Regions from separate parts of the Homo sapiens genome. Here region 2 is linked to region 1. A link is a contact called in ENCODE Hi-C or POLR2A ChIA-PET data. All regions are on one chromosome and are shown on one strand. Each heading gives the region's core, a stretch centred on a gene start or an enhancer-like site at or near the end of the contact. The rest is flanking DNA. Distances are from core to core; before and after follow the strand shown. Region 1 holds the start of WDR5B-DT (WDR5B divergent transcript). Region 2 overlaps POLQ (DNA polymerase theta).

Evidence for each region. A loop is a pair of places that touch in the nucleus more often than their neighbours do. ChIA-PET counts read pairs that join two places held with the same protein, here RNA polymerase II (POLR2A). Pooled maps may share reads with other maps.
Region 2: a loop to region 1 is called in a pooled map, with 4 times the contacts of the local background. The contact joins the enhancer-like site here to the promoter of WDR5B-DT in region 1. A Hi-C loop is called at or near these places in 3 of 50 pooled maps. POLR2A ChIA-PET finds 5 or more read pairs at or near these places in 2 of 52 experiments (CD4-positive, alpha-beta T cell and activated CD4-positive, alpha-beta T cell).

What each region holds. Positions count from the first base shown.
Region 1 is chr3:122,414,334-122,417,519 of GRCh38, forward strand. WDR5B-DT (WDR5B divergent transcript) reads left to right here and starts at 1,873. Exons shown (of 3, transcript NR_125405.1): 1 at 1,873-1,917. It overlaps WDR5B (WD repeat domain 5B), which reads right to left and starts at 1,729. Exons shown (of 1, transcript NM_019069.4): 1 at 1-1,729. The coding sequence starts at 1,195. The coding sequence ends at 203. RefSeq lists enhancers at 1,274-1,473, 1,709-2,526, 1,744-1,983, 2,014-2,063, 2,224-2,423 and 1 more.
Region 2 is chr3:121,431,041-121,434,097 of GRCh38, forward strand. It overlaps POLQ (DNA polymerase theta), which reads right to left. Exons shown (of 30, transcript NM_199420.4): 29 at 1,878-1,993; 30 at 391-1,377. The coding sequence ends at 1,264. Among named protein-coding and RNA genes, the nearest start is that of POLQ, 110 kb to the right of the region's middle. RefSeq lists an enhancer at 1,219-1,268. Within about 2 kb of position 1,276, at least 3 of the 41 ENCODE cell types and tissues checked have a DNase peak (open chromatin) inside an H3K27ac peak, as active enhancers do.

The DNA of each region.
Region 1 (3,186 bases), core at 623-3,122:
GCTCAAAAAAGATTGGTAGTCAGAAGCTGAATTCTAGATGTGCTTTTTCAACTATCTCATTTTGTAAATGTAGTGTATGAATCTCAAAATTTAACAATAGACAATTTTTAAAATACCAAACTGCCAAAATTAAAAGAAACCGTCTTTTTAAATATCCAAGTTTTTTGGCCAACTTGGCTCTACTACTTGATTTTCAAAGGGATTAGTGGTTACTCATCCACAGTTTAATTGTTTTGTCATTTTCTAATGCTGCTGATGCGATGAGGTTTTCTGTAGGATGACAAGCTGCTGAGATCACAACATCTGTATGGCCTTGTAATTTCTGCACAATCTCTTTAGTCTGAAGGTTCCAAATGTAAACCAGGTTATCCTCGGAACCAGACACAATCCACTTTCCACCAGTAACTGAAAAATTGGCAAATATGCAATATTTCTCATTCTTATGACCAGTGTATGTTTTCAGGCACCTGCCTCTGCTATAATCCCATAGTTTAAGAGTGTTGTCCAAAGTTGCAGTGAGAATGTATTTACCATTTGGAGAAAATTTTACAAAAGAGACAGGAGGGTTATCGTCATCAACGAGCGTTTTTAAACACTGACCTGATGCAGCATCCCAGATTCTACAGAGGCCATCATAGCTACCTGACACTATCAAGGACCCACTACAATTAAAATGAACAGCAGAAACTGGGTCAGAATGAGCAGACAAAGTCTTGAGACACTTTCCTGTTTTCACCTCCCATATTTTTACAGTCTCATCAAAAGATCCCGAGATTATAAGGTTGGATGGCGGATTGAAGTTACAACAAAAGACATAATTACTGTGCCCCTTCAGTGTTTTCAAACATTTTCCAGATCTCACATCCCATAATTTTAGAGTTTTATCATCTGAGGCAGAAACAAGACGACTGGAATCTGATGACCAGGCAACATCCGATATTTCCAAATTATGACCATAGAGTGTTTTCTCATATTTTCCATCATATGCTCCCCAAATTATGATTAGCCTATCAGCAGAAGAACTTGCTAGCCATTCTCCATTAGGACTAAACTTAACTGATGACACTGCTTCCGTGTGTCCCACAAGAGTACATTTGAGAGCATAGTTTGGGTTTTCAGGCACTTCCTTGCTCTGATTGGCCGATGAGGAGAGGGCCAACTGTGCTTTGGCGTCTCTTGACTCCTTGGTTGCCATGGCTCTGAAGCTCCAAGTTAGCAGGTGTACTAGGCGTTCAGCCCTGAACCAGGCAGTCCAGTACTTTGGCTTTCTGCCCAGCAAAATGAAGATAAACGCACAGGATTTTAAAATGTACAGTTTTGAAAGCTTAAAGTTTCTGGACAGTCTTTAAACTGTGAGACGGAATCAGCAGCACGGCTTGGACTTCAAGTTTTCATCTTTTTGTTAAGTACTTGAGAAATACTGTTAGAAGGATCCTGTGCGCTGTCAGCAAGTAGGACACAAATGTTCGGCATTCCGTTAATACATAAAGCCTTCAAAGCAGGGGCGACGCGAGGGGCACTCTCTACAGAAAGTATTCTTTCACCGCCGCCCCCCTCCCCAGGTCGAAATGTTTCGGAATGCTGAGCAGCCCTACCAGTCAGGCTAGGTACTTGAAGATGAATGAACCGCCGCTTTTAGCGGATTTCAGAAGCTAAAAGCCTACGAAGCCACCGAAACTGGAAACTCTGGCCTGTCGGCTACTTTTGCTCGTACCAGCAGGTGTGCACTGCCGCGTCAATCTCCAACAAAGCCGGAAAAGCAGCCTGGCGCATGTGCAAAGGAAGTCCCTCCTACCACTACCGAGCCGAGATGACCAATGGGAGACGGCCATCTGCGCCTGCGCAAAAAAGTCGCCAATGTTCATTTCCGGTCTTTTTCGCCCCGCCCTTCAAATGCGAAAGCGACTGCCTTCTTGGGTGAGTGCATTAGCTGGGTAGGGTCTGTCCCGGACCTAACTGGATAGTGTGGGAAGCAGTGGATCGTTGTTTCAAAAACCATTTCTTTTTGGAAATTGTCACAGAGAAGGACTAGATTTGCGGATGCCTACCTTAGCTGCAGGCTTAGGCCCACACCTGACGCGTAAGCTGCCTAAACGGCAGCTAACGTAGATCCACCCAGACGCCGGAAACGGGGGAAGCTCCTGCTTTGCATGGGTTCCGCTCCCTCCTGTTTGTTGTGGTGTGGAGCCAGGTGGCATGTGTGGCGATGGAGTCACGGGGCGGGTGACAGAATTTATGCCAGATTGTAAAATTCCTGGTTTAAGTTTCCCCTGGAAAAGTTTCGTAAAGGTTAAGAAACGTGTCTGTTGAGGTCCTTTAAAAGCCGGTGCTCTGCTGGGAGTAACGAGCAAACGTTTGTTTTAGCATCTACGGCTTAAGCTTCCATAGAGAAGTCGGTATCTCAAAGTTGCTTGAAACAGAAAAGGACAAAGAGGTTGGTGGAATAGGGTAACGGATAAGGTTACTCTTAAGGAGGTTTTAGAGAGCTTTCCCCAGTTTTAGGAGATGATTAATGGTCATGAAAGTGTGTAAAATATACATGCTATTGAAGTTGCAACGAAAGACATAATTACTGTGCCCCTTTAGTGTTTTCAAACATTTTCCAGATCTCACATCCTATAATTTTAGAGTTTTATCATCTGAGGCAGAAACAAGACGACTGGAATCTGATGACCAGGCAGACTTTTAAACAATAGGTTTACCAAAAAACTGGAAGCCCTACTAGTTTCTCCAACCTGTTGTTGCTCAGTAAAGAGTGCCCGAGGCCGAGCACTCACGCCTGTAATCCCAGCACTTTGGGAGGCCCAGTCGGGCGGGACACTTTAGGTCGGGTGTCCGAGACCAGCCTGACCAACATGGCGCAACCAATACTGCTAAAAATACAAAAATTAGCTGCGCGTGATGGCGCACGCCTGTAGTCCCAGCTACTCAGGAGGCTGAGGTGGGAGAATGGCATGAACCAGGAGGTGGAGGGTGCAGTAAGCTGAGATTCCACCAGTGCACTCCAGCCTGGGCAACAGTGAGACTCCGTCTCAAAAAAAAAAAAAAAAAGAGTGCCCAAGAAAAGCAGAAAAAACGTGGCTTAAAAGATTTTACTGGTGGCTGGTCACGATGCAAATGTCTCATCAGCGTCAAGAATTTAAAAGCACTTGGAAACAATGGGTATCCTATTGTATACTTATTAGG
Region 2 (3,057 bases), core at 26-2,525, 980 kb before region 1:
GATTGAGCTTTCTCTTGTGCCAGATCTTTCAAGCCTACCAGAATACTGACAGCACTTCAGCTTCTGAGAAACATAGTACAGGTAAATATGGAAAAAGAAATAATGATATTCTTCCCTCTTACTGCTGCCATCTCTGCCTTTCTCACCCTGCCACCCCAAAAAAACTATGTCTAAGTCTCTTATGCATTAATACCCAACTACTGATAATGCATTACATTTTATAAAGCAACTATCTTTTTTCATTATTCTGATTAATAAACATAAAAGAGCTCTTCTGGTAACTGATTAAGAATATAATCAGTGTTTCCTATGAACAAGCTATGGAGTAACTAAATAAGGGACACTCTTAGACCAACTATAATTTTTAACAAAACAATTGTTGATATAAAGTTTCTCATAAATTCATTTTATTTCAACAGCAAAAAGATTAGCTCCATCCCTCTGATTGGGATCACAAAGTACAATCTTTTCAGCATGGGTTTTCTCACCATGCCACAAACAGAAAGAGGCACTAAGGGACTGATAAGGGGGTATTTTCTGTCTCTGGCAGTATTATATTGACCTGCAATAAAAACATCTGATCTTACAGAACAGGATACCTCTTGAAGAGGTATAGTTTATTTTATAATATGTAAGTATTCCAAATACATTCATTGTATGAATTAGGGAAGGAAAAGCAATAAGAAACATTTCATGAATATTCATTCCTACACTCCAACCATACCAAGTCTTACTACTTTATAGAATTCATAATTTATTAGCCAATACTATTTTAAAATACTATTTCCGTACTGTAAAATTGATATTAGAGGAAAAAAAGTCACACACGATGCCTACCACCACCAGGGTGAAACCAAATCTTTATCTGCCTATGGCTGCTGTCTGGGTCGATTGAGGCAGCAGCTTCATTTTCTTCATGGTTTACCCAGACAGATGTGGAACCAAAGTGCTAAGTGCATATTTCAAGCATCTGTTCTGAATATGTTTAAAGCCACAGTAAGTTACAAAAGGCAAATTCATAGATGCTCTTTGAAAGTGAATGTAACTATTATACTTGGTATTCTACTTCCCCCACGCCCCCAGAAGTTTTTGATGCTATAGACACTGATATATAGTTTGAAACTCTCACTATAAAATTACTAGGCTAAGTCTATCAAGACTTGAAAGTTTGTTTTGCTGAGGTAGGTGAAAGGGTAATCTCTGTTCTTTCCAGGTGACTGCATCTGCACAGGCTTCCCTGGGAGGACTTCATCAACAGCACAGTTACACATCAAAGTCCTTTAGCTCTCCCCAGCTGGCGCCTATTTTCACTTTCACTTTCAATTTCACAGACAGTTTTACAGCACTTTCCATTTCATTCTTGACAATCTGAGCTACCTAAGGAAAAAAAAAATGTAGTTAACAAACTGCCCAGTCAAAGAATGTTTCCCAAACCATCCCCTGAGAAAGTTATAAACCAGACTGGAGCTCTTCACCCAATGGTGCTTAAAATGCTAAATCAGAAAAAATAAAAAATAAAATAAATAAATGAATAAATAAAAAGACATCTCATACTCTTCTTCACTGATGAGCAGGAATTTCTGAAAGTTTTTGCTAGAATGCTTGGAGCTTAGAAACCCTAAGGGAAAGACTCCAAATTTTTGTTTAATTCCTCCAAGACAAAAACATCTTGCATTGGCAATTCTTCACTTATTAAGAACTAGTACAAAACGGAACACTCTTAGCTCCTTTTCTACCTGTAAGGACTCAATATTTATACAGCCATCCCAGGGCTAGGGTAGAGTTCCAAAATCCTCATGCACAGGAAACAAAGCTGTCGGCCTGACAATACAGTGTCTTGTCTTCCTATGGAATGGACACAAGCATTGCAAAAATACCTGAACAACATCTTCTTCTGCCACTTCATATAGGAGTTCATCATGGAGTTGAAGGATGAAGAAGCCTCCTCTGATTGGGCAGAACATCCCTTGCAGTTTTCTCTTTCGTGACAATCCTACTTCATGAAAAAGGAGCAAAACTGATCAGCATGTCGCTAAGTCATAGGAGAATGTTTTTAGAGATTCTGAGTAACTCTGAGGAATTTTAATGAGAAGATTAAAACACACAAGAATAAGAACTATCAGGAAAATAACTACTTGCTGGTCGCTACCTACCCTAAGTATCCGGTATAAACTCACAAACTTCCTCCTAGAAAGAAGGAGTCTCCCAAAGAAGTCAGTAAATGGGGTGTGAGGAACTCTGCTCCAAGCTCTAGTCCAACTTATTTCTCATGAATAACTAACATTTTCTCTATCCATGGAGTCCCCCAACCACCATCTGAGTAATAGCACCAGGGAGGTATGGGGCCTGATTCCTGCCCCAGGAAAGCAAACTAATATTGTTAGGCACTGTTTCTTAAGGGGGACACTCCCTCATGTCTTTTTATGGCCAGAAGTGTCATCGTGATAGAACTGGTGCTTCCCCAATTGAACCGTACACACTCCAAACAAGTAATTGTAAAACCTAGGCTCCCAAAGTGGACTTCAGAGAGTACATAAACCCCTTGCAGTTATATGTAAGAGTCTATGTCTGTACGTTTTTCTGTGGAGATAATCCATACCTTCCAGTAGCCATAACTCCAAAATATATACTAGACTTAGTTACTATTTCCTCATTAGCTGGATCTAGTGGTACAGATTATGCCCTTCTGACCAAAAAGATAAAGCTCAACATGAACACCTTTACTGGAACTGCCTTTACTTGTTTGCTTAAACCTCACAGTAGTCATCTTCCTTTCTGTTGTCCAAATTCCCTACTTATCTTTCAGGTCCAGCATGAGTAACATCTCCCTCAGTATCTGGTGCTTCCCTCAGGGAGAGAGTTCTTCAACTGTCACTATCTGCAGTGCCAGTTTGCTCAGAGGTGGCTCTCACACAGTAAGCAAACAAAATCACCTGAGGCTGCAGCAAGCTGCTTCCACACTAGGACTGCAAAGGCTGTACCTCTGTTCACCTGTTCAGCTGAAATCGGATCTGCCCCATGAAGCCACACTTGGCTCACACCATTGACTGTCTGGAT